Linked DNA regions of Homo sapiens: all the other regions are linked to region 1. The links are chromatin loops, found by intact Hi-C in ENCODE. Cell type or tissue: heart left ventricle. All regions are shown on one strand. Links, peaks and the distances in the headings refer to the core of each region. The heading gives the core; the rest is flanking DNA.

The links. Peaks named below come from ENCODE experiments on the same cell type or tissue, not always from the same donor. Only the 100,000 strongest peaks of a DNase experiment are listed, where the experiment ranks them.
Region 2: a loop joins it to region 1, with 9 times the contacts of the local background. A loop is called at or near these places in 11 of 110 quality-filtered maps.
Region 3: a loop joins it to region 1, with 15 times the contacts of the local background. A loop is called at or near these places in 24 of 110 quality-filtered maps.

Annotation. Positions count from the first base shown.
Region 1 is chr4:143,555,893-143,565,986 of GRCh38, reverse strand. SMARCA5 (SNF2 related chromatin remodeling ATPase 5) reads right to left here. Exons shown (of 24, transcript NM_003601.4): 24 at 8,501-10,094. It also overlaps the pseudogene GUSBP5. Among named protein-coding and RNA genes, the nearest start is that of SMARCA5-AS1, 46 kb to the right of the region's middle. RefSeq lists enhancers at 6,264-6,363, 6,494-6,603, 6,614-6,773. In heart left ventricle, for the core only: a CTCF peak has its summit at 6,917 (motif pointing left); DNase peaks (open chromatin) are centred at 5,956, 6,466 and 6,866; H3K4me3 peaks cover 1,531 bases; H3K27ac peaks cover 182 bases.
Region 2 is chr4:144,019,028-144,029,121 of GRCh38, reverse strand. GYPB (glycophorin B (MNS blood group)) reads left to right here and starts at 9,742. Exons shown (of 5, transcript NM_002100.6): 1 at 9,742-9,871. The coding sequence starts at 9,835. In heart left ventricle, for the core only: a CTCF peak has its summit at 7,333 (motif pointing right); no DNase peak of the experiment used is centred there.
Region 3 is chr4:143,905,047-143,915,140 of GRCh38, reverse strand. It overlaps GYPE (glycophorin E (MNS blood group)), which reads left to right and starts at 9,582. Exons shown (of 4, transcript NM_198682.3): 1 at 9,582-9,670. The coding sequence starts at 9,634. All of the region lies in intron 9 of LOC105377459 (a long non-coding RNA gene), which reads right to left. LOC101927636 (a long non-coding RNA gene) reads right to left here and starts at 2,810. Exons shown (of 7, transcript NR_125886.1): 1 at 2,692-2,810; 2 at 2,503-2,601. It also overlaps the pseudogene LOC100420464. In heart left ventricle, for the core only: a CTCF peak has its summit at 7,129 (motif pointing right); no DNase peak of the experiment used is centred there; H3K4me3 peaks cover 207 bases.

The DNA.
Region 1 (10,094 bases), core at 4,789-9,788:
CAAGAAAAAAAAAAGAACTTAAATCTAAGACCTGAAATCATAAAAATTCTAGAAAATACATCGAAAAACTCTTCTAGACATTGGCTTAAGCCAAGATCCCAAAAGCAAATGCAACAAATAGAAAGATAAATAGGCAGGACCTAATTAAACTAAAAAACTTCTGCACAGCAAAAGAAATAGCAGAGTAAACAGACAGCCCCAAGGGAAAAAAGACAAATACTCCTATCAAAGAGTGGACTAAGGATATGAATAGACAATTCTCAAAAGAAGACATGCAAATGGCCAACATCGGAAAAATTGTTCAGCATCACTAATGATCAGGCAAATGCAAATCAAAACCACAATGCGATACCACCTTACTCCCACAAGAATGGCCATAATTAAAAAATCAAAAAATAACAGATGTTGGTGTGGATGTGGTGAAAAGTAGAACTGCTGTTTGATCCAGCAATCCCAGTCTTGGGTATCTACTTAGAGGAAAAGAAATCATTATATGAAAAAGACACTTGCACATGCATGTTTATAGCAGCACAATTCACAACTGCAAAAATATGGAACTAGCCTAAATGCCCATCAACCAATGAGTGGATAAAGAAAATGTGGTATATAGATACCATGGAATGCTACTCAGCCATAAAAAGGAATGAAATAATGGCATTCACAGCAACCTGGAAAGAGACCATAATTCTAAGTGAAGTAACTCAGGAATGGAAAAACAAACATCGTATGTTCGTATGTTGTAAATGAGAGCTAAGCTACGAGGATGCAAAGGCATATATAAGAGTGACATAATGGACTCTGGGGACTTGGGGGAAGGGTTGCGGGGGTGGTGAGGGATAAAAGAGTACACATTGGGTACAGTGTACACTGCTTGGGTGACAGGTGCACAAAAATCTCAGAAATCATCACCAAAGAACTTTTTCATCCAACCAACCAGCACCTGTTCCTCCAAAACTATTGAAATAAAAAAAAAAAAAAACAGGCTGAGCATGGTGGCTCACACCTGTAATCCCAGCACTGTGGGAGGCCAAGGTGGGTGGATCACGAGGTCAGGAGTTCGAGACAAGCCTGATCACCATGATGAAACCCTGTCTCTACAAAAACAAAAAACAAACAGAAACAAGTAGTATCTGTTGATATTGTAAAGAGCAAATCAAACTACTGTTATAGCACATGTGGTTTTCTAATGAGAAAATGCTTATAAAGTATGTCTAGAGGGGAAAATCCTGCTCACTTAAATAGGATAAATTATATCTTCCAGAGGTCCTAATAAGAGTGAGTGAAGAACAATGAGTCAGGGACCCCAAGAAGATACTGAGTTATAATTACCATGTCCATATTAACAACATAAAAGAAAACTTATAATTTAGATGACTAATAAGGCCTTTCATTCTTTCCTACCACTTTCAGGTTTCTCTTACTGTTTCCGGGGTGTTAGTGTTGAAAATAATGATTCTTAGGCACTTTTACAGAATAGCAATATTTAGTAACCACGATTTGGTATAAAAGGATATCAGGTTAATTTATATACAATTTTGCAAGAAAAGTGTGGTAACTTACTGATCTTTTTCTGAAACATACACGAGCCACAAGAAATGCTAACAATTCTGTATAGTATAGCAGTTCGCCTCTCAGTTGTGTCTTATGCACTGCCATGTTTATACATGGGATCCTAACCTTTTAGACTGAAATACATTTAAAAAGTTATAATCTTCAGGTCTCAGAAACAACATATTTAGTTTATATATTTTCTTTCCATTAAGAAAAGGTTTAGCATTTGAGTAAGAACATGACACATTCTGCTTTCTTAATATCATATTGTCTTTAGCATATAACCACCTTTAGATTAAAAACCTGGAGGAAAATGGTTATTTGCCAAAAAATAATTTTCTTCCCTCAACATTTAGGTGAAAACACAAGGCACAAAGTGAAATACAGCCTGGAAGAATATTTATAGAAAGACAGAATTGTATAGAAAGGTATAGAAAGACAGAATTGCCTGACATAAAAATTATTTTAGAATATAAAACATAATTTTAGAAAATGATAAATATGATGGGGTATAATTATTTATTCATAATTCTGGAAAAGTAATAAAAATACATTCACTATATTTAACCAAAAGCATAAACATTCTTTTAAAAAGTAGTACTTGTTATTCATTATGTGCCTTTTTAAACTAATTCAATTATCTTTACTGTATATGATTTTCTCTATATAGATTTCTATTCTGTATGTTACATTCTATTTTTTACTTACAAGCAAATCATTTTTTAAACTCAAATGTGTTAACTCTCTTGAAGTCATGTGCTATCAATAAATAATAAATAATATTGAGAATATTACCTTGAAAAATCAAAAAAAAAAAGAAAACAAGTTATGTTCTTCCAAGATACAATGATGAAATAAAGACTGATAAACATTTCCACTTCAAAATGGAGAAATAGGCCAAAAATAAGGGGCAACAGGCCCCACAGAAATCTGCAACCCAGTAGGGCAGACATTAAATCTTAAAGCTCCAAAATAATCTCCCATGACTCCATGTCCCACATCCAGGCCACACTGGTACGAGGGGTGTGCTCCCAAGGTCTTGGACAGTCAGACCCCTATGACTCTGCTGGGTGCAGCTCACATGGCTGCCCTCATGGGTTGGAGTCGAATGCCTGTGGCTTTTCAAGGCTGAAGGTATAAGCTGGCTCTTCCACTCTGGGATCTGGAAGGCAGTGGCCTGTTCCTACAGCTCCACTAGGCAGTGCCTCGGTGAGGACTCTCCATGGGGGGCTTCAATCTCATATTTCACCTCAGCACTGCCCTATCGAGACTTTCTACAGGGCCTCCACTCCTGCAGCAGGCTTTTTCCTGGGCACCCAGTCTTTCCACTATATCCTCTGCAATCTAGAGGAAAGTTGCCAAGGCTCCACCACTCTTGCCTTCTGCCTGCCTGCAGAACTAACACCATGTGGAAACCTACAAGGCTTATGGCTTGTGCCCTCTAGAGCAGTTGCCCAAGCAGTATCTGGGGCCCTCTGAGCTGAGGCTGGAGCCAAAGCAGCTAGGATTCGGGGAACAGTGTCCTGACTCTGTACAGGGTAATGGGGGGCCCCAGGCTTGGTTCCCAAAATCATTCTTTCCTCCTAGACCTCTGGGCTTGTGAAGGGAGAGGCTGCCTTGAAGAATTACCTTCAATAATTTATAATATAACCAGGAATCAAATTTCTTATTACCTTTCTTCATGGGTTTTCTGGCCTCTAAAATGGAAAAAAGATTAATTCTGTTCCTAGAGATATGTATCCAGCAAGAAGATCTGTTAACAAGTCAGATACCAAGCAGAGTTAACCACACAGTAGAAAAATGTGCCCGTACACGCTGTCATTGGGTGCCCACATCAACCTCTAATGTGAAATTTAAGTAATAGAAAGAGGAAAAGTATTTTTTAAATGTACCAAAACATGAAAAAGTTTTATTGACTGGCAGAGGTAAAGTTAAAGTAATAGATTTACCAGAAGGTAGAAATACTAGTTGAGGGTGTTGTTTCCCCCACCCTCCTACAAAATGCTGCTTCCACAGTTTCTCCAGAATTTGCAGTTACTTTCTGACTCCACATATTCACTACTCCCTGATTTCAGAGGAGGGTCCAAATCTCTTTATTTTCCAAATTGATCACTTTGAACCCTGACATTTTTAGGCCCCAGACCTTAACAATAAGCCTCAGTCTTCTTTACCAGCTCAATCATTTCTACCTGCCATCTTTCGTTCTTCTCAGAAAAAGCTCACTTTATGGGCTGATACCTGGAACCCTAGTGGTCATCAGAAAATGGGGTTTAATACTTGGCAGTCACATGCATGCTTGATATTTCCCAATCTCAATGCCTAGGATGGCATATCCCCTCTGTCTTGTAACCAGAAAAATGTCATTTGTCCTCAGACTAAAGAGATCATGGAGAACTGTTTCAGCAATAGATATGGAGCAAGGAAGCATTATTCTTTCCTATGCCTGCATGGAACAGCAACTGAGGTTACAAATAATACTCCCCTGTTTTCAATCTTTCGATGGCTTTCTATCACAAACTATTTTGTGGACTTAGGGAAAAATCAAAACATATTTCTTGTCTACAAGACTGTAAAAGCTCTATTTACATGATGTGGCCCTAACTAAGTCTCCATTATTATTTACCACCTCTCTCTCCCTCCCCCACTACACTCCAGCCATGGTGTCTTACTGCTGTTCTTCAAACATAACAAGCACTTTCCCATCACAGGGCTTTTGCACTTGCGGTTCCCCCACTCCTCCTAAAGATCTTCACACAGATGTTTGATGGTTAACTCTCTTACATTATTCAGTTTTTCATCCAAATGTCATTTCCCCGGAAACAACTTTGCTGACCACCTTAAGGCAACAACCCAACATCAGTATCTGCTTACTCTGTGTTGTTTGTCTTCACAGCAGTAACGACTTTCTGGATTTTTATATGTGTTTGTTTATGCATATGTGTTAGCATATAAACTCCATGAAGGCTGAGGTTTTGTCAGTTCTCTTTATTGTTTTATCTGTGGTACCTAGAATGGTGCCTGATACAGAAAGGTTCTATATAAATGTATGTTAAATGAAGGATTTGACCAAGGAGTATCATCAAATTTCCTGTTGCCTGAGCCAGTAGCTGACTTCTCTGTTGCCCCTTGCTTTCAAGCAGCTGGTTGAGTAATTGTATTATACACATTGGGTGGCCAACTGCCATTCTGAGACCTAATTTTCTAGTTCTAAAGAAACTATAAAATTGATCTGAAGAAACTACTAGAGCCAACAATAATTCAGGAATTCATCCCACCATCTGAGCACTAATTTCTTGACTTTCCTCTGAAGATAGGTGCTAGACCTTTGGCAAACAATGGCAGCAAATGACAGGAAAAGTCAAGTTAAGACCTATTTTGCCTTAGCACTGCTATATTCCTATGGTCACAAGTGTTTCATAGTATAATCACATCCTCTTGTTTAAGTGGCATAGGCTTAGGATTGTTATTTTTCTTTAGCATACACATAAACAGGGGCCAAAATTGAACTCAACTGCTGTATATTGGCTACATCAAATATTGCAGTAAGAATCTGGACTTTGGGGTTTGAATGGACAAATCTATATTATAATTTTCCTCTGATATTTTACAAATAAACTTTTCCATCAAGGAGTCTACACACACTGGTTCTACATTTTCTTTACCATCAGATCCTGTTTTGAACACTACCATGCCACTGAAGAAAACTGTTCTCTCCAAGGTCAATCTGCACTGACCTGTATCAGTCATTAAATCCAATGCCTCCTTCCAAATTTTCCACAGCAGCTTTCAAAACCTGTGACATTCTGGGTCTCCTCCCATAACTGACTCCCACTTTACAGGCAGTAAAATGTAGAAGACAATGCATGGACAATAAAGTTATACCATTCTGGATCAAGCAAATCTGTTCCAGTTTTGAATTCTCACTCAACCACCTATTGGCTACACAACTTTAAACTAGTGGGTTCACAAACCCCTAAGCTTTACTTTCCTAACCTATATAATGGAAGCAATCATATCCACCAAATGTTGTGGTTATGAAAACTAAATAATAATATTGTCTTTTGGCACACGGTTAGACATTAAATGAATGTAAGTTTTCATCTTTCTTTTGTATCCTCTATCACTTCCTTGACTATTTTGTCTTCTTTCAACAAAGTCTCTCCTGTTATTTTCATTTATTCCATTAACTATCAGTTTTTGAAGGGCTCATGTAAATATTCAGCTCCACACTTATTGAAAATTTCTTAATTACTTACAAAATTTGTAAGTCACTGATATGTGACTTACCTAATGTAATTACCCTAATGTAATGCCCCACGGGGTGGGACAGGAAGGTGGGTGTCTGCGGTGGAAGCAGGATGGTACCCACGTGGAGGTGTCGGCCATGTCGAGGATGCTCCCTGGTGGCAGGGTGGAGGAGATGAGCATGTTGCCGATGGTGATAGTGATGCGGAGGCGGGAGGGCAGGGGCCCCACCTGGAACAGGCTACTGATGTCGGTGTCAAAGGGGAGGTAGATCCCTCATGCTCTAGCGCGTCGACCCCATTCACCCACACGATGGCATAGGAGTGGGCACTGACAATCCTCAGTACCACTCTTGTGTGCAGGTCCTGGGTCCATTGCTCCAGGAAGGTCACCTCCCGTTCGTACCACATCTGGTCTACAAAATGCCGCAGCCGCCAGTCCTGGCCAACGTCGTTGAAGCTGGAGGGAACCGGTATGTCCATGGTGGAGCCCGACTCTCGCAGCAGACGCCGATACCACTACTCCTAGAAGCCAAGGCACAGTTTGTCGAAGAAGTCGGCGCGGAAGCTCCAGAGGCGGTCCAGCTTCTTCCGCTCCCGCGACGGCCTCTCTCTTGGGTACAGCATCCCGCCCTGCAGCGCCAGCGCGCAGCCCCACAACAACGGCCCGAGCGCCTACCAGGCGTCCGCCGCCCCCCGGACCATGCTTTCCGCTCCTCTGCTGGGCCGCCGTCTGCGGGCCTATCAGCAGCGCGGGAGGAGCCCTGCGGACTGGTCGCGCGCGACGTGACGCGCCAGTCGCGCAGAGGGAAAGTATTTTTTTAAAACCAAGAGATTTGAACTGACGAACAATTACAAATACCCAAAGTGATGATTTGTCCCCCTGTGTTTAAAAGTCTTGGTGCTAGACAATCAAGGATGTTTCCAACATGTACGTAGAAGACTCTGACCTTCTAGCACCACTGTTCGGGTGTTAAACCCGGCCTAGTCCTACGTGACTGCCTGCGCCTTTCTGTATTCTAGTCTTTCACTCCCAGCTGCAGCTGGTAGCCGGCAGCGTTTGACCTGCAGTGGGCAGCTCACCTTTGTTCCTAACACTGCCATCTCGCGGATGGGGTCTGCAGCCGCCAATCAGAGCGTCAAGGTGAGCCTGGGGAGACCTCTACAGGTGCCTGTGGTTTCATTGTAACTACCTAAACTATTCATTCTCTTATCAAGCACCCACCCAGTTCCAGTACTGTCCAGTTACAATAAGGAGCCCAATGATAATTTTTTTTAAAGATTAGTTCCTGCTGTGAAGAAACTAAACTCAGCGTACTCTTGAAGGAGCTCCCTCTAACTTATCTTACGACTATTAAGGGTGAGAAAAAAGCACTGTGGCGTCTGCAGCATTTAGATTGGTAGGAGTATTCTGCAAGACTTGTGCCATTACTTTTATCAAGTTGGCTCCCAGGGAAAGAGGTGGCTGGGGAGGAGGGGGAGCGCAAAAAATAGGAGGCTGGGGGAAAGCCAATACCCAGAGAAAAGACCTTTCTACAACTGGAAAGCATACTAAGAAAGCAAACCTATCCATCTACTGGGATTAAAGGGCATATAAAATGAAAAAAAAAAAAGTTACTCCTTGCAAAGCTAGGATGACCAGATGGCCCCTTGCCACCTCCCAGAAGGGAATCTGAAAGTCAGCTAATCACCAGCCTGTTTGTGAGGAAGAGCCAGTAAGAACTCCGCCTTTGCACAGCAAATCTGTATCATCTATTCTTCTTTTTCCCTCCACTCAGGATCCCTACACCCAGCCAGCATGGGCATCAAGGAAAGCAGGCTGGTAAACTTCAGGGCAGAGATCCGCTTCTGAAGGCAGCTAGTAATGTCTCACCCAGCTAAGCCTTGCTACTAGGCAACAGCACTGCCTCACTCAAGAAATTATCAATCTGCATCAGGCCAGATGCAGTGGCTCACACCTGTAATCTCAACATTTGGGAGGCGGAGGCAGGCAGATCATTTGAGGCCAGGAGTTCGAGACCAGCCTGGCCAATATGGTGAAACCCTGTCTCTACTAAAAATACAGTAATTAGCCAGGTGTGGTGCATGCCTGTAGTCCCAGCTATCCGGAAGGCTGAGCCAGGAGAATTGCTTGAACCTGGGTGGCAGAGGTTGCAGTGAGCCTAGATCGCACCACTGCACTCCAACCTGGGTGACAGAGCAAGACTCTGTCTCAAAAGTCACTAGTGTGCATGAGACACAGAAGCTTTGACAAAAATTCAAACAGCCATGGAGAAATACCGATGGTCTACAGAAGCAGTGCTTAGTCCTTGCTAGAATTCTCTAGTTTTGAAACATGGGAATAAGTAGAACTGCCAATGTGTCTGATGAGTAACTGTGGTATTTATTGCAACTGAGCTCTAGAAAGAGGCTACTGTTGTCTATGATCTGTCCTTTCCCCAACCACCCAGGCATCTCTTTGTCCACTCCAGTGATGTCTGCAGACCACCCTAATGTCACCTCAAGAGGGGTGAACCAACCTTCCACTGGCCAGCATAATAGCCTTGGAGTTTCATCTCAGATTTCATAGTGAATTCGGCTTTCAGGGCAGGATTTAGTTTGGGATGAAAAAGTGTTTCCATTAAGTATTGTATTTGAATCCTGGGTTCTTCAATGATTGAGGAAGACTAATAAAGAAAAGTTTACAAATAATCACATGAACTAAATTAGGACTTCAAAAGTTTAATGAAGTGAAATAATCTCTACTTATCTCTATTTCTTTTCCCAATTTATTCACAATCTATATACATAAAAACTCCTTTGGGTTGTCTACATCAAAAACAAGAATTTCTGTAGTAAGCAAACTATATGCATATTCTTTGTATTAATAAAATATTTTTGTCAATGTAGTGTTTACATTGTTTATATTACAAAGTTTCCAACATTAACTAAATTCTGATAAACTTTCTTCTTGTACTGGAGATACATGATATGCAACATTAAATATTGGTGTCCTAGAGATAAGAGCCACACACCTTGTATGCTGTAGAGTTAAAGGCAAGTACCTAGATCCTCAATCTTCTCATAGCCTCATTACCCCCCAAAAAAGCTGTCATTAGAGCTAGGGAATCTCTCCGGACACAAGGGAATCTGTGGTAACAAAGAATGTAGACCCATGTTGCCAGTCTTGAGTATCTCAGGTGAGGTGCCAGTCCACTTCTGAAACAATGCTTTGCCTCTTATGCCTGTGGAGAAACTATTCCACTTCTTCATTTTTTTCATTTAGAATCATATCATTTCAGTCTTTTTCTTCTTACTTCAATTTTGGTTCTTGTAGCATAGTCTTTTCTGGTAACTACTGTAAAGTTAATGCTGCAAAAGCCTATTTAATCATTCTAATAAAAACCTTAACAGATCCAAAACGATTCTGGGATGTACACAGCGAAGTTAATTCTGCAGCACTGCTCCACACCAAGAATGTATTTTGCCCATTATCTGTCATCTGAGGGATGCCCTCACCTTTGATCTTGACATCAGATTCCAACAGGCAAAGATACATTTTGGTAACAGCTATGTACATATACAAAATATGTATATATTTTGGTAACAGCTACTCCGTTAATACATGTCTTCTAGCATTCCATTCATTTGGATTTATGAGTTCATCAATCCACCTTGTGTCATTAATCTACTTTGTTTAAATTACCCTCCTTAGTACCCATTTTTTTAGCAATGTTCTACTCCAAAACTACTGGTTTGAAATATAGTAGCACATCCTTTCAAAAAGATTTGTTTTTTAGATTCAAAGGGATAGAACAAGATGAAATTTATTTTTTACTCAGAATTTTTCTGAAAAACCACAGGGGTGTTTTACAATGCTTTTTAAGATCGAGATTAAGAAAGGTACTAAGCCAAAGATCATTTATATAATCATTTATATAATTAAATCCAGATTAGTTCAAACAATCGGCATATATTAAATACTCAAAGGGCAGATGGAGCAATCCTTATCTGAAATGCCTGGAACCAGAAGTGTTTTTAGCATTTTCCAGACTTTAGAATACTTGCATTATACTTATCAGTTCAGCATCCCTAATCCAAAAATCAGAAATGCCCTAATGAGCATTCAAATTATGGAGCATTTCTGATTTTAGATTTTTTGATTAGGGATGCTCAACTTGTACTCTATGCTTAGGATTTGCTTCTCTCAACTTTATGAAAAACAAAATGTAGGCCAGGTGTGGTGTAGGCTCACAACTATGATCCCAGCACTTTGGAATGTAGGCTTACACATGTAATCCCAGCACTTTGAGAGGTTGA
Region 2 (10,094 bases), core at 5,095-10,094, 460 kb before region 1:
GCCACTCTTCTTCCTATGCTTTGTTCAGTTCTCCAGTGTACATTTTAGCCCTATTTCCTCTCACTTTTGCTAAACTTACTCTTTCCAGTGATTTCAATTATCATAGATATTTGGACATTTACTCCACTTGAATATTCCACAGTCTTTCAAAGCCAGCACATTCCACATTTAGTCACCATATTTACTCCTTCCACTATTCCCTTCTCTTTTTATTTGTTGACTCTTACTTATCCTTCATAATTCATATTACATTATGCAGAAAATCTTTGCTGGGGGCTCATCTCCAGCTGTTTACAGCCTGGTCTCGGATCCTATATTCCAGCTCTAACAGCTTTCACTTTGCACTTACCTCCACCATAGTATTTGTTACACTGAGAGGCAATTATCTGAGTAGGTGAAAAAATATTATATTTTAAAAACTATTTGATGGGGCTGTAGAATTTATCAGGAGTACAGAGACAACTGATTTTTCATTAAAAAAGACTTTTGTTATAAAACATAGTCAATAAAGAGATGTATTACCCTGCTTAATAAAGTAGGAGAGTACCTTTCTGAATCAGAAATTTGGGATTAAAAAGAAAAACTAAGGAATATTCTGCTTTTCCTCAACAACTGAGGAAGAATACAGGAAAAGCCAGGAGTATGGAATCCTGAGGAAGTAAAGAAAAAAAGGAGAAGGAATTCAATTCTGAGGAATGAATCATAGCAATACAGTGACAGGCCAGGACCAAGAAGACAGCTGACCGAGAGGGGATTCCCTATGAAGATGGCTTGCAGGCTTCAGACACAGTGTTGTTTTCTCCTCTCTGCTGGAATTCCTCTCTATTGTCTCTAAACCCTTAGTAAAATTATTTCATATATGATAGTCTTGTGTTAGCTGTCCCTGGGAAGGAATGAGAAGAGGCTCTGTCCATGAATTCCATGTAGGGCAAAGTGGTGGGCAGTGCACACCCTGGACCAGGGCTCTGATAAAAGAGGTGATTGAGGAGAGGTCTTGAAACAGCTTTTGGAAGAAGATAATGTGACTCCCCCAGTATGTTAGTCCATTTTGCATTACTACAAAGGAATACCTGAGGCTGGGAAATTTATAAAGAAAAGAGGTTTAGTTTGACTTATGTTTCTACAGGCTGTACAGGGAACATGGTGCTGACATCTGCTTCTGTTGAAAGCCTCACAAAGCTTCCCAATCATGGTAGAAGGCAAAGGGAGAGCTGGTGTATCACATAGCAAGAGGGAGCAAGTGGGTGGGGAGGAGGCATCACATTCTTTTAAACACACGGGGAAAGGATTCCCTATTTAATAAATGGTGCTGGGAAAATTGGCTAGCCATATGTAGAAAGCTGAAACTGGATCCCTTCCTTACACCTTATACAAAAATTAATTCAAGATGGATTAAAGACTTAAATGTTAGACCTGAAACCATAAAAAGCCTAGAAGAAAACCTAGGCAATAGCATTCAGGACATAGGCATGGGCAAGGACTTCATGTCTAAAACACCAAAAGCAATGGCAACAAAAGCCAAAATGGACAAATGGGATCTAATTATACTAAAGAACTTTGGCACAGCAAAAGACACTACCATCAGAGTGAACAGGCAACCTACAGAATGGGAGAACATTTTTGCAACCTACTCATCTGACAAATGGCTAATATCCAGAATCTACAATGAACTCAAACAAATTTACAAGAAAAAAACAAACAACCCCATCAAAAAGCGGGCAAAGGATATGAACAGACACTTCTCAAAAGAAGACATTTATGCAGCCAAAAAACACATGAAAAAATGCTCATCATCACTGACCATCAGAGAAATGCAAATCAAAACCACAATGAGATATCATCTCACACCAATTAGAATGGCGATCATTAAAAAGTCAGGAAACAACAGGTGCTGGAGAGGATGTGGAGAAATAGGAACACTTTTTCACTGTTGGTGGGACTGTAAACTAGTTCAACCATTGTGGAAGTCAGCGTGGCGATTCCTCAGGGATCTAGAACTAGAAATACCATTTGACCCAGCCATCTCATTACTGGGCATATACCCAAAGGATTATAAATCATGCTGCTATAAAGACATATGCACACGTATGTTTATAGCAGCACTATTCACAATAGCAAAGACTTGGAACCAACCTAAATGTCCAACAATGATAGACTGGATTAAGAAAATGTGGCATATATACACCATGGAATACTATGCAGCCATAAAAAATGATGAGTTCATGTCGTTTGTAGGGACATGGATAAAACTGGAAACCATCATTCTCAGCAAACTACCGCAAGGACAAAAAACCAAACACCACATGTTCTCACTCATAGGCAGGAATTGAACAATGAGAACACATGGACACAGGAAGGGGAACATCGCACACCAGGGACTGTTGTGGTGTGGGGGGAGTGGGGAGGGATAGCATTAGGAGATATGCCTAATGCTAAATGATGAGTAAATGGGTGCAGCACACCAACATGGCACATGTATACATATGTAACAAACCTGCACGTTGTGCACATGTACCCTCAAACTTAAAGTATAATAATAATAAAATTAAAAAAAAAAAAGAAAAGCTACTCCTGCTTGCTTCTGGTTGCATTTGCATGGAATGTCTTTTTCTACCCCTTTACCTTAAGTTTATGTGAGTCCTTATGTGTCAGTTGAGTCTCATGGAGGGAGCAGATAGTTGCTTTATGAATTCTTATCCATTCTTTAATTCTGTATCTTTTAAGTGGAGCATTTAGGCCATTTATATTCAATGTTAGTATCGAGATATGAGGTACCATTCCATTCATTGTGCTATTTCTTGCCTGTATACCTTGTTTTTTAGTTGTTGTTGTTTGTTTGTTGTTGTTGTTGTATAGGTCCTGTAATATTTACTCTTTAAAGAGGCTCTGTTTTAATGTTGTTCCAGAATTTCTTTCAACATTTATAGCTCCTTTTAGCAGTTCCTGTAGTGCTGGCTTCGTAGTGCCAAATTCTCTCAGCATTTGTTTGTCTGAAAAAGACTGTATCTTTCCTCCATTTATGAAGCTTAGTTTCGGTGGATACAAATTCTTGCCTGATAATTATTTTGTTTAAAGAGGCTGAAGACAGGGCCGAAATCCCTTCTAGTCTATAGAGTTTCTGCTGAGAAATCTGCTGTTAATCTGATAGGTTTTCCTTTATAGGTTAACTCGTCCTTTTACCTCAAAGCTCTTAAGATTCTTTCCCTCATCTTAACTTTAGATAACCTGATGACAACGTGCCTAGGCAATGATTTTTTGCAATGTATTTCCCAGGTGTTCTTTGAACTTGTATTTGGATGTCTAGGTCTCCAGCAAGGCTGGGAAGTTTTCCTTGATTATTCCCCAAAATATGTTTTCCAAACTTAGATTTCTCTTCTTCCTCAAGAAGGCTGATAATTCTTAGTTTGGTTGTTTAACATAATCCCAGATTTCTTGCAGGCTTTGCTTGTATTTTCTTATTCTTTTTTCTTTGTCTTTGTTGGTTTGGGTTAATTTGAAAACCTCGTCTTCGAGCTCTGAAGTTCTTTCTTTTACTTGTTGGAATCTATTGCTGAGACTTTCCAGAGCATTTTGCATTTCTATAAGTGCATCCATTTTTTCCTGAAGTTTTGATTGTTTGTTATTTATCCTATCTATTTAATTGAAAATTTCTCCCCTCATTTCTTCTATCATTTTTTTTTCACTTCCTTAAATTGGGCTTTGCCTTTTCTGGTACCTCCTTGATTAGCTTAATAACTAATCTTCTGAATTCTTTTCCAGGTAAATCAGGGATTCCTTCTTCATTTGGATCCATTGCTGGTGAGCTAGTGAGATTTTGGGGGGGTGTTAAAAAACCTTGTTTTGTCATATTACCACAGTGGGCTTTCTGGTTCCTTCTCCTTTGGGTAGGCTCTGTCAGAGGGAAAGTCTAGGGCTCAAGGCTGTTGTTCAGATTCTTTTGTCCCACAGGGTGTTCCCTTGATATAGTACTCTCCCACTTTTCCTAGGGATGTGGCTTCCTGAGGACAGAGCTGTAGTGATTTTTATCCCTGATTTTTATCCCATGCAGGTTGTCAGGGAAGTTGAAGTCATAGGCCTCACCCAGCTCCCACATAACCCGAAGGGCTGGTCTCACTCCCACCATAGCCCCTACAACAGCACCGAGTCTGTTTCAAGGCAGTGGGTGAGCAGGGCTGAGATTCTGCCCCAGGCTACCTGCCTCCCAGCTGCAAAAGCAAGTAGGGCTTTGGTACTTCCCCACCTGTGGAGTCTGCACACTGGATTCATGCCCTCCCCCAGGTTCTGGCCAGGAGATTTCTCAATCTGTTCAAATTGTTACAAAGTTCAGCTGGAAGTTTCCTTCTCTTTGTGACCATTTCCCAGTGCCTCTGGTAGCCCTCCTCAAGGACCCCTGTGAGGCAAGGCAGAAATGGATGGCTAGGGAACCCAGTGAGCCCACAGGGCTTTTCGCGCTGCTTTCTCTAGCAGTGTATGTCACTTGGCTCTCTAAATTGACTCAGCTCCAAGTAAGGTCAAAATCTTCTCCTGTGATCTAGACCTTTAGGTTCCCCAGTGAGGATGTGTGTTCAGGAGCTGACTATTCCCCTTTCCCACTTCCACAGTTTGCAGTTTGGGCTCCCACAGCATTTGGGGTGTCTCCTGAGACCTGCAGGAACAATCCACTTCCTTCAGAGGGTCTGTGGGTTCTCTCAGCTTTCCTGATTTATTCCTGCAGTCAAAGTTCATGATACAAGCCTCCACACGCTGCTTTGTCTGTTCAAGTGGGAGCTGCAATCCAGTCCTGCCTCCCATCCACCATGATCTCTGGAATACATCTGAAATGTTCTATGTCTTGATTTGAGTGACAGTTTCACACATATACTCATGTATGTGTGTGTGTGTGTGTATGTGTGTATATATACATATGAGTTATACACTTAGTTTGTGAGTGTTACATTTTAATAAAAATAAATCTTAGAAATGACTACATATTTGTTCCTTTTCTTTTATCAGTATACTTCCTCTAGTATTCATATAGAGAACCAGGGCTAAATTCATCTTTACAAAGGTAAACGGCAGAATGAATTGATATACTAGACATTGAAAAGAACCAATGTGAGATTAAAATTTCAAACAGTTTTGAAAACTACTACATTGTGTATTCTTGCACTATCTCTCTCTTTCTTGGTATCAGACCATTGCTCATGCTGTTTTCTCTGCTTAAAATGTTCTTACTTCTCCCGTGACTTGTCTACTCATCCTTTAGGTCTTGCTTGCTCTGGAAAACCTTTCCAGAACCCCAAGTCTGAGTTAGGTACCCCTCTTATGTACTCTTATAACACCCTTTGCTTACTACTATCATCCACTTGACACTCCATAATGCAATTGCCTTCTTACTTTATTTGTTTCCCAATTAAGCTGTCAGTTCCTGAAGGGAAACTTGAGTTACTGAAGGTTGTGTCTTCCACACTTGGCACAGTGCCCGGTAGGTGCTCACAAATCATTTGTTGAATTATTATTTGGATGTAGAACAAGCTGGACCTATCAATTCTCAGCAGAAAGATCATGTATGATTCCTGATTCCAGCAGTATAGCACAATGGACTTAGAGGCAACTGGGAACAGTTTTTCACTGTCTACATCACCATTGTAGTAATGAGAGTTTCTCACTTCTGGGGTTTCTTCAACGCACATCACATCTCATTATAATCTTAAAGAAAGGAAACTGAAAACTGGGTTAAAGAAATCTCATCACTAGAAGGTGTTGAAGGAGACTCCTAAATAAATTAGATTTCCAAACCCAAATGCCAAAAGCTTAGAAAGAGTATAAATGAATGTGATGGATTGTGTTTTCGCTCCCAATTATTAGGGCCCTTCCTGTAAGTGTTTTATATATCCTCACCATTGACCTATGACTTGGAGGACTTCCATTTGGAAGAATTATATTTACTTGTCCCGTTGAGGTCAGCTTGGCCACTGATTTACTTTGGCTAATAGAATATGAGAAAAAAAAATAACACATACCATGTCTGAGAGGAAGCATTAAAAGCCATTCCTTATTTGGCCTTTTTCCCCCAGTTTGCAACAAGAACAGCATATTCCAAATGGGGGTGGCTCCTTCAGTCTGGATCCTGGAACTTGTCACCGTCATAGACCAAATGTAATGTGAGCAGGAAATGAACCAGTGTTGCTGCAAGACACTGAGATTTTGAGGCCTTACCACAGTAGAACCTAATCTAAGAAATGGAAGCAAGCATCAGGTGGAGCACTTACCAGACTCAAGAAAGCCTATTTGTCCCAAGAGACAGCCAGTCCTTAGCTCTCATGGATTGTCACAATGTAGAACTGCATGCTAACTCTTGCCAGATCTTCCGGTAACAGGAGCCAAATTTTTAATTAAATCAATTCCTGATTTTTAATTAAAATATACCTTCTTTTTAAATGTTAGCAGCTAAATCCATACGTTTAAAAAACACTTAGGGCAAATCAAATCAAGTAATACACTCATAGTCTCTTTTCCATTCCATAGTTTGCTCATATTTAAAATAAGAATGCTAATATCTGTTCTGCCTCTCTAACAGGGTTATTTTGAGCGTTACATTTATCTTACCTTGTAGTTGTTTTTTTATTTAAAAAAAATTTCAAATGATAAACAAACAAAGGTCAGGGAAAGTTCTTAGACTACTCTGGCAAAGGAGGCTGGAAAATTCTAAGGCGATGAGGTGCCAAGGAGGATAGTAGTATAAACCACTGTGCCTCCACTTTCCTGCCCCTCCCCTGTTCTCCACTCCTCCATGCAAAACATGAAAAGCACACTTCTCCACTGGCAGATCAGACTAGCATGCAACCATCTTCAGGAATAATCTAAGCCTGAAATAGTTGAGAGGTAAGTAATTGACAAAAATGAATGGTTCTCTGTCATGAAACAAGCAAGGTATAAGTTTGTGTTGATCGATCCAAGTTGCCTTTCCTAGATTATAACATTGAACTTCATCCTTCTTAACTACGTCATAGAAATGACTCAGGCAATTCAAAAAATAGCCTAAAGACATGTAGTATCAGGAAAATTGGATAAGTTTTTTATGTTTGATCAAATGCCTCAAAAGTACTTCTTTTATTTTATGCAGAGTCAAAATTCTTAAAAGATGTGGATTTGTCTAATAATTTGCATGATATAGCTCTTAGGCAGAATTTTATGATAATTCTGAATGTGTATTTCAGTAAAAATATTTTTGAAAAATTTAAAGAAGATTAGGGAATGCCTGAAAGAGAAAAATGTAATCTGACGTATATTTTTTTCTGTTGCATTTACGGGGCTCACATTTTTTCCTTCCATTGTGCAGATACGCCACTAGAGGGAACTATATGGCTCTGCTTCCTCACACCCTGTATGAGGTGCTGAATCTGACCTCTGATTTCCTCATTGAGAACCCTCCAGGTTTTGACTTACTTTAATAGGGCCAGGTACTCTACAGGGCATTGTGCCAGATGCTGGAAACAGAACAACAGAGACAGGACCCACAAATACAAAGCAACAGATTGTTCACAACAACCTGAGACAGGTGTTAATAAACAGGCATGTGTGAGCACTACAGGAGTTTAGAAAATTGCTAAGGATGTGATTCTGCAGGAAAGGAGAGTGGGAGGTCATGGAAAAGAAAGCACTCTCAGACTCTGACCAGTCCAGGCTGAAGGAGGTATGAAAGCTGAATTTTAGGCTGAGTTTCCTTTTCGTTTTCCCCTTCCTGCCTTAGCAATGGACCTCCATACTGGAGGGAACCTGAAGCTAGGATATGACATAGGTTACCCGTAGGATATATAAAAAATGATCAGCCTATACACCCAGGACTGCCCGTGAGAAGTTGCTTTCCTTTGCACTGCAATATTCATTTGTCATTTATTGATTTGAGAAATATTTATTGTCAAGTGTGCCCTAAGCACTCATTGGTAAATAAGATAGACATAGTCAGGGTGTGTCCACTTAAAAATTGTAGTCCAGTGGAGACACAATGATTGCAATGTAGTGTAATAAGTCCTATGATAAGGGAAGAAGATGGAACCACACAAGTATAGAGCAGGGGCACCTGAGAAAGACAGGAAGTCAGGGAAGGCTTTGTGGAGGAAGTACTATTCAATTAAGAGCCTAAGCAGAATTGGAGGCCACCTAAAAAGGAGTAGGTGTATTCCAGGTGAAGACAGCACAACCCAGAGGAAAAAAGAATCAAATAGGATTTTATTTGTGTATATACAATTTTGAGATCTTGCTGTTTTCCACGTATCCATTTTATCCTGAGTCTCTATATCTTTATTTTTGAAAACATGATTTTAATAGTTGCTCTAATAGTCCATTGTAAGAATAGTGACAGTTATTTATCCATTTTCAGAAATAGCATTTTTAAGACTCATGCTAATCGCTCTCCCTTTGTCAATATAAAATCATGTGAATTAATTCTTACTGCTTATATGAATATCAACAACATTTCCTTTACTTGGTTGACTCTTGAGCACAATTCCTGCAACTCAACCTGATATCCAGCCATAACAAACACTGACTTTATGGAAGGTGTTAAATTATTATGTATTGTTTAATTTTAACTTTTTAGTAAAATTTGCTGCAGTTGTTTTACATGAATTGGCAGGGCCTTAAGAGGCACTCTGGATTCTTTTCTTGCTGCTCAGATTACCCCGTCTGTGTCATTCATTCTTCCGTCTCTCCCAAGTCTGCATCTCCACTCCCTCCATCCATTAGAGGAGCCTCAATCTCAGGCTCCTCCCTCTCTGGGATGCTCTGCTGATACTTATCTCCATCTTTTATCCAGTAAATACTTTTTTTTCTCTGTGGTCCAGTTTCCTGAAGCTGCAAACATTAACTTCATAAATGATTTTTTTAAACCACACTTTGGGTAAATATGTAAGTATGATATATGTGGCAAATTGCTTACATAGCAAATTGATTTTCTGGGTCAGGCAGGAAAGACTTTCACAAAAATCTTACAGGAAGTAAGATGATTTAGATGGAGTATCCAGTCACCTTCTGTTGAACCATTTCAGATCTAATTTATATTTTTTGTTCTGTCTCCCTTTAATGTCCTCACATTTCCATACCTTTCATTTTAACCTACTTTAATGATAAGGTTTTTGGTTTGTTGGGTTTTGTTTCTGACTGTTTGCATTTATTGTCTTGGTATTCATTTATGCTTACTTAGCAAGGTATATTTCAGACAGAAACAGCTCACTGGTTTCATAGCTGCACAGCACTAGCTCTTCAGTTCAAACTCTATTTTCACTGAAAGATTTGTTGCATCTCATGTCTCTTACATTGCTGTGTGACTCACCATGAGTTTGGGAGTCTTGCAGAACCTCAGAACACTCAAATGATTTAAATTTCTCAAATATGTTCATTTCACATATAGGAAGTCACTTTCATTTGGACCACCGGGTCTTGACATTAGAAATGAGAAGGTCTATGGCTCCACAACAGCTACCTCAGCCTGGCACGTGCCCTGGCCTCAGAGATTCACAGTCCAGTTCTTTGTCCAGTTGGGTGGCTCCTGTCTACCACCTTACCATGCCCATTTAACTTATGCAAAGTTAATATCACAAGTAGCCACCTGTTCCTTGCAGTGAAAATTGTACTTACCACTTTCACAGCCCCAAGATATCCATGTATCTTTATTAACAGGCGCTTAACAACTTGCATCATTTAAAATGCCTCCCCTGCCTATCAGCTGATGATGGCCGCAGGAAGGTGGGCCTGGAAGATAACAGCTAGTAGGCTAAGGCCAGACACTGACACTTGCAGTTGTCTTTGGTAGTTTTTTTGCACTAACTTCAGGAACCAGCTCATGATCTCAGGATGTATGGAAAAATAATCTTTGTATTACTATTGTCAGGTAAGTGATTTTATTTCATCTTGGTTCTGTTATATTGGGTATGAGATCATAGAATAAAATATGAACTACCCTATTTCAGTTCTATCTTATTTAAATCAATAAATGAGTAGTATTTCCTCTTCCAGTCTGGTGGATGGATTTTACTGGAACTCAGCTACCAATGTGGGGGAAATGACACAAGGGAGCCCAGTATTTATGGCCGAATCCAGTTTTCTAGTATGAG
Region 3 (10,094 bases), core at 5,095-10,094, 350 kb before region 1:
CTGAATTCTTTTCCACGTAAATCAGGGATTTCTTCTTCATTTGGATCCATTGCTGGTGAGCTAGTGAGATTTTGGGGGGGTGTTAAAAAACCTTGTTTTGTCATATTACCACAGTTGGCTTTCTGGTTCCTTCTCCTTTGGGTAGGCTCTGTCAGAGGGAAAGTCTAGGGCTCAAGGCTGTTCTTCAGATTCTTTTGTCCCACAGGGTGTTCCCTTGATGTAGTACTCTCCCACTTTTCCCAGGGATGTGGCTTCCTGAGAGCAGAGCTGTAGTGATTTTTATCCCTGATTTTTATCCCATGCAGGTTGTCAGGGAAGTTGAAGTCACAGGCCTCACCCAGCTCCCACATAACCCAAAGGGCTGGTCTCACTCCCACCATAGCCCCTGCAACAGCACCGAGTCTGTTTCCAGGCAGTGGGTGAGCAGGGCTGAGAATTTGCCCCAGGCTACCAGCCTCCCAGCTGCAAAAGCAAGTAGGGCTTTGGTACTTCCCCACCTGTAGAGTCTGCACACTGGATTCATGCCCTCCCCCAAGTTCTGGCTAGGAGACTTCTCAATCTGTTCAAATTGTTTTAAAGTTCAGCTGGAAGTTTCCTTCTCTTTGTGACCATTTCCCAGTGCCTCTGGTAGCCCTCCTCAAGGACCCCCGTGAGGCAAGGCAGAAATGGATGGCTAGGGAACCCAGTGAGCCCACAGGGCCTTACGCCCTGCTTTCTCTAGCAGTGTATGTCACTTGGCTCTCTAAATTGACTCAGCTCCAAGTAAGGTCAAAATCTTCTCCTGTGATCTAGACCTTTAGGTTCCCCAGTGAGGATGTGTGTTCAGGAGCTGACTATTCCCCTTTCCCACTTCCACAGTTTGCAGTTTGGGCTCCCACAGCATTTGGGGTGTCTCCTGAGACCTGCAGGAGCAATCCGCTTCTTTCTGAGGGTCTGTGGGTTCTCTCAGTGTTCCTGATTTATTCCTGCAGTCAAAGTTCATGATACAAGCCTCCACACGCTGCTTTGTCTGTCCAAGTGGGAGCTGCAATCCAGTCCTGCCTCCCATCCACCATGATCTCTGGAATACATCTGAAATGTTCTATGTCTTGATTTGAGTGACAGTTTCACACATATACTCATGTATGTGTGTGTATATGTGTGTATATATATATATGAGTTACACACTTACAGTTTGTGAGTGTTACATTTTAATAAAAATAAATCTTAGAAATGACTACATATTTGTTCCTTTTCTTTTATCAATATACTTCCTCTAGTATTCATATAGAGAACCAGGGCTAAATTCATCTTTACAAAGGTAAATCGCAGAATGAATTGATATCCTAGACATTGAAAAGAACAAATGTGAGATTAAAATTTCAAACAGTTTTGAAAACTACTACATTGTGTATTCTTGCACTATCTCTGCCTTTCTTGATATCAGACCATTGCTCATGCTGTTTTCTCTGCTTAAAATGTTCTTACTTCTCCCGTGACTTGTCTACTCATCCTTTAGGTCTCATTGCTTGCTCTGGAAAACCTTTCCAGAACCTCAACCCTGAGTTAGGTACCCCTCTTATGTACCCTTATAACACCCTTTGCTTACTACTATCATCCACTTGACACTCCATAATGCAATTGCCTTCTTAATTTATTTGTTTCCAAATTAAGCTGTCAGTTCCTGAAGGGAAACTTGAGTTACTGAAGGTTGTGTCTTCCACACTTGGCACAGTGCCCGGTAGGTGCTCACAAATCATTGGTTGAATTATTATTTGGATGTAGAACAAGCTGGACCTATCAATTCTCAGCAGAAAGATTATGTATGATACCTGATTCCAGCAGTATAGCACGATGGACTTAGAGGCAACTGGGAACAGTTTTCCACTGTCTACATCACCATTGTAGTGATGAGAGTTTCTCACTTCTGGGGTTTCTTCAACGCACATCACATCTCATTATAATTTTAAAGAAAGGAAACTGAAAACTGGGTTAAAGAAATCTCATCACTAGAAGGTGTTGAAGAAGACTCCTAAATAAATTAGATTTCCAAACCCAAATGCCAAAAGCTTAGAAAGAGTATAAATGAATGCGATGGATTGTGTTTTTGCTCCCAATTATTAGGGCCCTTCCTGTAAGTGTTTTATATATCCTCACCATTGACCTATGACTTGCAGGACTTCCATTTGGAAGAATTATATTTACTTGTCCCATTGAGGTCAGCTTGGCCACTGATTTACTTTGGCTAATAGAATGTGAGAAAAAAACCATAACACAGTCTGAGAGGAAGCATTAAAAGCCATTCCTTATCTGGCCTTTTTCCCCCAGTTTGCAACAAGAACAGCATATTCCAAATGGGGGTGGCTCCTTCAGTCTGGATCCTGGAACTTGTCACCGTCATAGACCAAATGTAATGTGAGCAGGAAATGAACCAGTGTTGCTGCAAGACACTGAGATTTTGAGGCCTTACCACAGTAGAACCTAATCTAAGAAATGGAAGCAAGCATCAAGTGGAGCACTTACCAGACTCAAGAAAGCCTATTTGTCCCAAGAGACAGCCAGTCCTTAGCTCTCATGAATTGTCACAATGTAGAACTGCACGCTAACTCTTGCCAGATCTTCCTGTAAGAGGAGCCAAATTTTAAATTAAATCAATTCCTGATTTTTAATTAAAATATACCTTCTTTTTAAATGTTGGCGCTAAATCCATACGTTTAAAAAACACTTAGGGCAAATCAAATCAAGTAATAACTCATAATCTCTTTTCCATTCCATAGTTTGCTCATACATAAAATAAGAATGCGCTGGCCCGGCGTCGCTGGGCTTTCCTCAAGGGGTCCCCGAGCAGCGTCGCAGAGCGGGCCGACTTCCGGGAAGGAAGTGACCAGCGACTGAGCGGCGGCCGGCGCGTTTAGCGCCCTGAACATGCGGCAGTCCCTGCGGGCGACCCCAGGCTCCGGACAGGCAGCGGCGGAGGCGGCGGCTCCGGAGGGAAGGAGGCGGCGGCGCCGGCGGAGGTGGCGGCGGAGGTGGCGGCGGAGACGGCCGGCGCCCGGCGCGGAGCCCTAGCGAGGCAGTTCAGCGCGGCCTCGGGCCTGGTCGAGAAGGATGCTGTCCCGACAGAAAACCAAAAACGAAGTGTCCAAGCCGGCCGAGGTGCAGGGGAAGTACGTGAAGAAGGAGACGTCGCCTCTGCTTCGGAATCTTATGCCTTCATTCATCCAGCATGGTCCAAAAATTCCAGGACGAACTGATATCTGTCTTCCAGATTCAAGCCCTAATGCCTTTTCAACTTCTGGAGATGGAGTAGTTTCAAGAAACCAGAGTTTCCTTAGAACTCCAATTCAAAGAACACCTCATAAAATAATGAGAAGAGAAAGCAACAGATTATCTGCACCTTCTTATCTTGCCAGAAGTCTAGCAGATGTCCCTAGAGAGTATGGTTCTTCTCAGTCATTTGTAACGGAAGTTAGTTTTGCTGTTGAAAATGGAGACTCTGGTTCCCGATATTATTATTCAGACAATTTTGTTGATGGTCAGAGAAAGCGGCCACTTGGAGATCGTGCACATGAAGACTACAGATATTATGAATACAACCATGATCTCTTCCAAAGAATGCCACAGAATCAGGGGAGGCATGCTTCAGGTAGCTTAACATTATAAATAATATAGTAGTTTATATTTATTGACATGTCAATTAAAAAGATGTTCTTTTCTAGATTTTCTTGGGACACGGACAAATACTACTAGCGAAATATTTTTCCACTTTGCTCGTCCTGCTTAAGCCTGTGTGCAAATAGTTGTTAATCTACACTGAATGGAAGAGTCCTTGTGACCATTTATTTTATTAACTCATGTTATATAAACTTGGTACTTATCTCAAGGCTGTCTAGTCTCTTAATGCTGTGACCCTTGAAAACCTAGAGAATTTAATGTCTCCAGTTGGGCTGAATTTAGGTTTAGGTTTGGTAGAATAATGGGAAGGGTAAATCTTCAGAGACACTTGACTGAGTCCTCAGAGACACTTGACGAACTTGGGAAAGGAAAGAAGAATAGGAACAACTGGGCATGGTCAGTGATACCCTGAGCAATCACATTACTTCGCTAGATCCTGCACTTTTTCTCTGAACAAAAAGTAGTTCAAGAATTATTTCCTGAGTTGATCAAAAAGACTTATAGTCATATGGTTAATTATGTGTTGAGCATGTCTTTTTATTATTTTTGTAACAGACAAAAAATATTACCATATAATTTAAGAAAAGAAGGTACTTTCCATATCTCCTGAGTTGGAGATACTTCTGAAAGGAGCAGAAGAGATGGGAGAAATGTACAGTTCTACTTTATTCCTGAAGTCCTGGTTTTACCAGATAAAATTAAGTGAGAGGAAAATTAAACTTTCTTGTCCGATTGTTTTTTTCTACCAAGTTATAGACTTTAAATTTTGGCAGGATAAAAATAAAATGTGAGACAGATTTACTTTTTGGCTCACATAACTTCAAATAAGACGACTTAAAAATGGTTTGGAGCATTAGTATTTTGACTGTAGAAAAAAATTATTCATTTAGTATTAACTGTTTATGTGTCTAGCGTTTTCCTTGGGTCTGTTGGTCTCTGCTTTCTGGTACCTTATTTGTCTAGTATCTTATTTGTGGAAACAAAACCAATCTATACACAATAGTCACAGAACAATTGTTACACTTTGTGATACTAACTGTAAGTGCAACAGGGAATCAGAAGAGAGATGAGTATAGGCTGGAATACTTAAAGAGATGATTGGAGGACTTGGAGTGGGCCTTGAGCTTGGCCTTTAGATTAACAGGGGCCAGAAGAAGGACATTTTACATGGAAAATTGGGAATAGCACAATGAAAACAGAGTAGGCATGGTTTAAATATAAGGAACAGTGTAGTTCTGCCTGGTTTGAAGAAATAAGATGTAAGGTCGAGTGGAGATTTGTGGTTCAACAATAGGCTTAGATTTGAGTCAAGTGGAAGCTCTTGCACATTTCAGAAAGACAAGTGATTTTATGAAAGCAGTGTTTAAAGATTAGTTTTGTACTAGAATTAAGGGTAGATTCCTAGAGAAAAGAGGATTGCAGGTACCAGTGGGTACCAGTGGTAATAGGAAAAGGCAAATCTAGGATGCTTTGGAAGGAAAAATGAGAATTAGAGTTTAGGAGAAAGCAGATCACTGAAGTTTTAAAAATAATGTGGAATAGTTGGTAAGAACAACTTATTTTATGAAAGCTGACATCGGAGTCTCACTGGAACATTGTAGAGGAGAGGTTTTCTAGGCATGTGGAAATGCAGTAAGAGGCATGGGTAAAAGCACCTTTTAGTTTTTAAGGAATTAGGTTAAAGAATTAGCTGCATGCTTGTGTTTATTTTGGTTATTTCTGATATACAGTTCTGAACCTCAGGAGTAATTTGTTATCTAACTAAAATAGTAAGTTTTAAAAATAAAGCTCATTTATATTTTCTTCTAGAATAATAACTGCTTATTACGGGAAATTTGCAAAATGCAGTAACGTAAAGGCAAAGTACCTGTCCACCAGAGATCCTCTTAGTATGTTATTTTCTTCATCTTTTTCCATGCCAAATTCTTTTTTTACATGGATGTGATTATATAATATTTTGTACAGTTTTCTGTTCTTTTTACTTGAATGATTTTCTTCATGTTGTATACTTTTTATGAGTGGTTTTAATGACTGCATAATCTTCCATTTGGTGCATATTCAGTGGTTAATGAGGACTTGACCTATACTTCAGAAATTTGGAAAGAGGAGAAGTGGGACATGCCCAAATTAATGGGACTTGGCCACTAACGGGGTTTGAAGGACAAAGGAGAGGGAAGAGTCAGATAGGATTAGCATAGCACATGACTGCCTAAGAGATGCTCACAAAAATAAATGGCTGAATGAGTGAATGAACCCAGCGGTTTTAAATCTGGAGGCTTAAGACAGTTTTTGGTAGCTGAGGGAGAACAGAAATAGCTATGTTTACTGTTAATATAGAATATGTGTTATTCTTTGCACTCACCTTTCCCACCTATATTGCAGACGCCACTGATAGCTTGTAATACTTTTCTACCTGAGGTTTAAGTATGTAAACATGAAGAATTAATAACAAGTTAAACTCTTGTTTTGAAAATCTAATTTGCCAAATATAATTGAGGAAATACTATAAGAACTAAATCTCTACTGATCCTCTCTTAGGAGCAATTTGACATAATATTTGTAAGTTTAAAGACAGACTTTAAAACAACTTTCCGGTCACAACTTCAAAATAAAGTACAAGTTAATTGCAAAAAAATAAATAAATAAAAATAAAATAAAATAAAATAAGAATGCTAATATCTGTTCTGCCTCTCTAACAGGGTTATTTTGAGTGTTAGATTTATCTTACTTGTAGTTGTTTTTTTATTTTAAAAAAATTTTGAAATGATAAACTAACAAAGGTCAGGGAAAGTTCTTAGACTACTCTGGCAAGGCAGGCTGGACAATTCTAAGGCGATGAGGTACCAAGGAGGCTAGTAGTATAAACCACAGTGCCTCAACTTTCCTGCCCCTCCCCTGTTCTCCACTCCTCCATGCAAAACATGAAAAGCACACTTCTCCACTGGCAGATCAGACTAGCATGCAACCATCTTCAGGAATAATCTAAGCCTGAAATAGTTGAGAGGTAAGTAATTGACAAAAATGAATGGTTCTCTGTCATGAAACAAGCAAGGTATAAGTTTGTGTTGATCGATCCAAGTTGCCTTTCCTAGATTATAACATTGAACTTCATCCTTCTTAACTACGTCATAGAAATGACTCGGGCAATTCAAAAAATAGCTTAAAGACATGTAGTATCAAGAAAATTGGATAAGTTTTTTATGTTTGATTAAATGCCTCAAAAGTACTTGTTTTATTTTATGCAAAGATTCAAAATTCTTAAAAGATGTGGATTTGTCTAATAATTTGCATGATATAGCTCATAGGTAGAATTTTATGATAATTATGAATGTGTACTTCAGTAAAAATATTTCTGAAAAATTTAAAGAAGATTAAGGAATGCCTGAAAGAGAAAAATGTAATCTGATGTATTTTTTTTGTTGTTGCATTTACGGGGCTCACATTTTTTCCTTCCATTGTGCAGATACGCCACTAGAGAGCACTGTACGGCACTGCTTCCTCACACCCTGTGTGAGGTGCTGAATCTGACCTCTGATTTCCTCATTGAGAACCCTCCAGGTTTTGACTTACTTTAATAGGGCCAGGTACTCTATAGGGCATTGTGCCAGATGCTGGAAACAGAACAACAGAGACAGGACCCACAAATACAAAGGAACAGATTGTTCACAACAACCTGAGACAGGTGTTAATAAACAGGCCTGTGTCAGCACTACAGGAGTTTAGAGAATTGCTAACGATGTGATTCTGCAGGAAAGGAAAGTGGGAGGTCATGGAAAAGAAAGCACTCTCAGACTCTGACCAGTCCAGGCTGAAGAAGGTATGAAAGCTGAATTTTAGGCTGAGTTTCCTTTTCATTTTCCCCTTCCTGCCTTAGCAATGGACCTCCATACTGGAGGGAACCTGAAGCTAGGATATGACATAGGTTACCCGCAGGATATATAAAAAATGATCAGCCTATACACCCAGGACTGCCCGTGAGAAGTTGCTTTCCTCTGCACTGCAATATTCATTTGTCATTTATTGATTTGAGAAATATTTATTGTCAAGTGTGCCCCAAGCACTCATTGGTAAATAAGATAGCCATAGTCAGGGTGTGTCCACTTAAAAACTGTAGTCCAGTGGAGACACAATGATTGCAACGTAGTGTAATAAGTCCTGTGATAAGGGAAGAAGATGGAACCACACAAGTATAGAGCAGGGGCACCTGACAAAGACAGGAAGTCAGGGAAGGCTTCGTGGAGGAAGTACTATTCAATGAAGACCCTAAGCAGAATTGGAGGCCACCTAAAAAGGAGTAGGTGTATTCCAGGTGAAGATAGCACAACCCAGGAAAAAAAGAATCCAATAGGATTTTATTTGTGTATATACAATTTTCAGATCTTGCTGTTTTCCACTTATCCATTTTATCCTGAGTCTCCATATCTTTATTTTTGAAAACATGATTTTAATAGTTGCTCTAATAGTCCATCGTAAGAATAGTGACATTTATTTACCCATTTTCAGAAATAGCATTTTTAAGACTCATGCTAATCGCTCTCCCTTTGTCAATATAAAATCATGTGAATTAATTCTTACTGCTTATATGAATATCAACAACATTTCCTTTACTTGGTTGACTCTTGAGCACAATTCCTGCAACCCAAACTGATATCCAGCCATAACAAACACTGAATTTATGGAAGGTATTAAATTATTATGTATTGTTTAATTTTAAGTTTTTAATAAAATTTGCTGCAGTTGTTTTACATGAATTGGCAGGGCCTTAAGAGGCACTCTGGATTCTTTTCCTGCTGCTCAGATTACCCCGTCTGTGTCATTCATTCTTCCGTCTCTCCCAAGTCTGCATCTCCACTCCCTCCATCCATTAGTCCCTCAATCTCAGGCTCCTCCCTCTCTGGGATGCTCTGCTGATACTTATCTCCATCTTTTATCCAGTAAATACTTTTTTTTCTCTGTGGTCCAGTTTCCTGAATCTGCAAACATTAGCTTCATAAATGATTTTTTTAAACCACACTTTGGGTAAATATGTAAGTATGATATATGTGGCAAATTGCTTACATAGCAAATTGATTTTCTGGGTCAGGCAGGAAAGACTTTCACAAAAATCTTACAGGAAGTAAGATGATTTAGATGGAGTATCCAGTCACCTTCTGTTGAACCATTTCAGACCTAATTTATATTTTTTGTTCTGTCTCCCTTTAAAATTGAGCTTCCTCACATTTCCATACCTTTCATTTTAACCTACTTTAATGATAAGGTTTTTGGTTTGTTGGGTTTTGTTTCTGACTGTTTTCATTTATTGTCTTGGTATTCATTTATGCTTACTTAGCAAGGTATATTTCAGACAGAAACAGCTCACTGGTTTCATAGCTGCACAGCACTAGCTCTTCAGTTCAAACTCTATTTTCACTGAAAGATTTGTTGCATCTCATGTCTCTTACATTGCTGTGTGACTCACCATGAGTTTGGGAGTCTTTCAGAACCTCAGAACACTCAAATGATTTAAATTTCTCAAATATGTTCATTTCACATATAGGAAGTCACTTTCATCTGGACCACCGGGTCTTGACATTAGAAATGAGAAGGTCTATGGCTCCACAACAGCTACCTCAGCCTGGCACGTGCCCTGGCCTCAGAGATTCACAGTCCAGTTCTTTGTCCAGTTGGGTGGCTCCTGTCTACCACCTTACCATGCCCACTTAACTGATGCAAAGTTAATATCACAAGTAGCCACCTGTTCCTTGCAGTGAAAATTGTACTTACCACTTTCATAGCCCCAAGATATCCATGTATCTTTATTAACAGGCGCTTAACAACTTGCATCATTTAAAATGCCTCCCCTGCCTATCAGCTGATGATGGCCACAGGAAGGTGGGCCTGGAAGATAACAGCTAGCAGGCTAAGGCCAGACACTGACACTTGCAGTTGTCTTTGGTAGTTTTTTTGCACTAACTTCAGGAGCCAGCTCGTGATCTCAGGATGTATGGAAAAATAATCTTTGTATTACTATTGTCAGGTAAGTGATTTTATTTCATCTTGGTTCTGTTATATTGGGTATGAGATCATAGAATAAAATGTAAACTACCCTATTTTAGTTCTATCTTATTTAAATGCATAAATGAGTAGTATTTCCTCTTCCAGTCTGGTGGATGGATTTTACTGGAACTCAGCTACCAATGTGGGGGAAATGGCACAAGGGAGCCCAGTATTTATGGCCGAATCCAGTTTTCTAGTATGAGAAGCTTACTTCAATTCTAAGTCTAGCTAGAATTAAACTAATTTTATCAAATGCTATGAGAAATAGCTCTCTGTGAATAAATGTATTGCTTTGTTTGAGTTATAAGGAGATTCATTTCCAAACTAAAGAGTTATTAACAAAGGTGTTATATGGCTTTTAGTTTTAAAAAGGTATAATTTCCTATTTCTGCCAAATGGTGAGA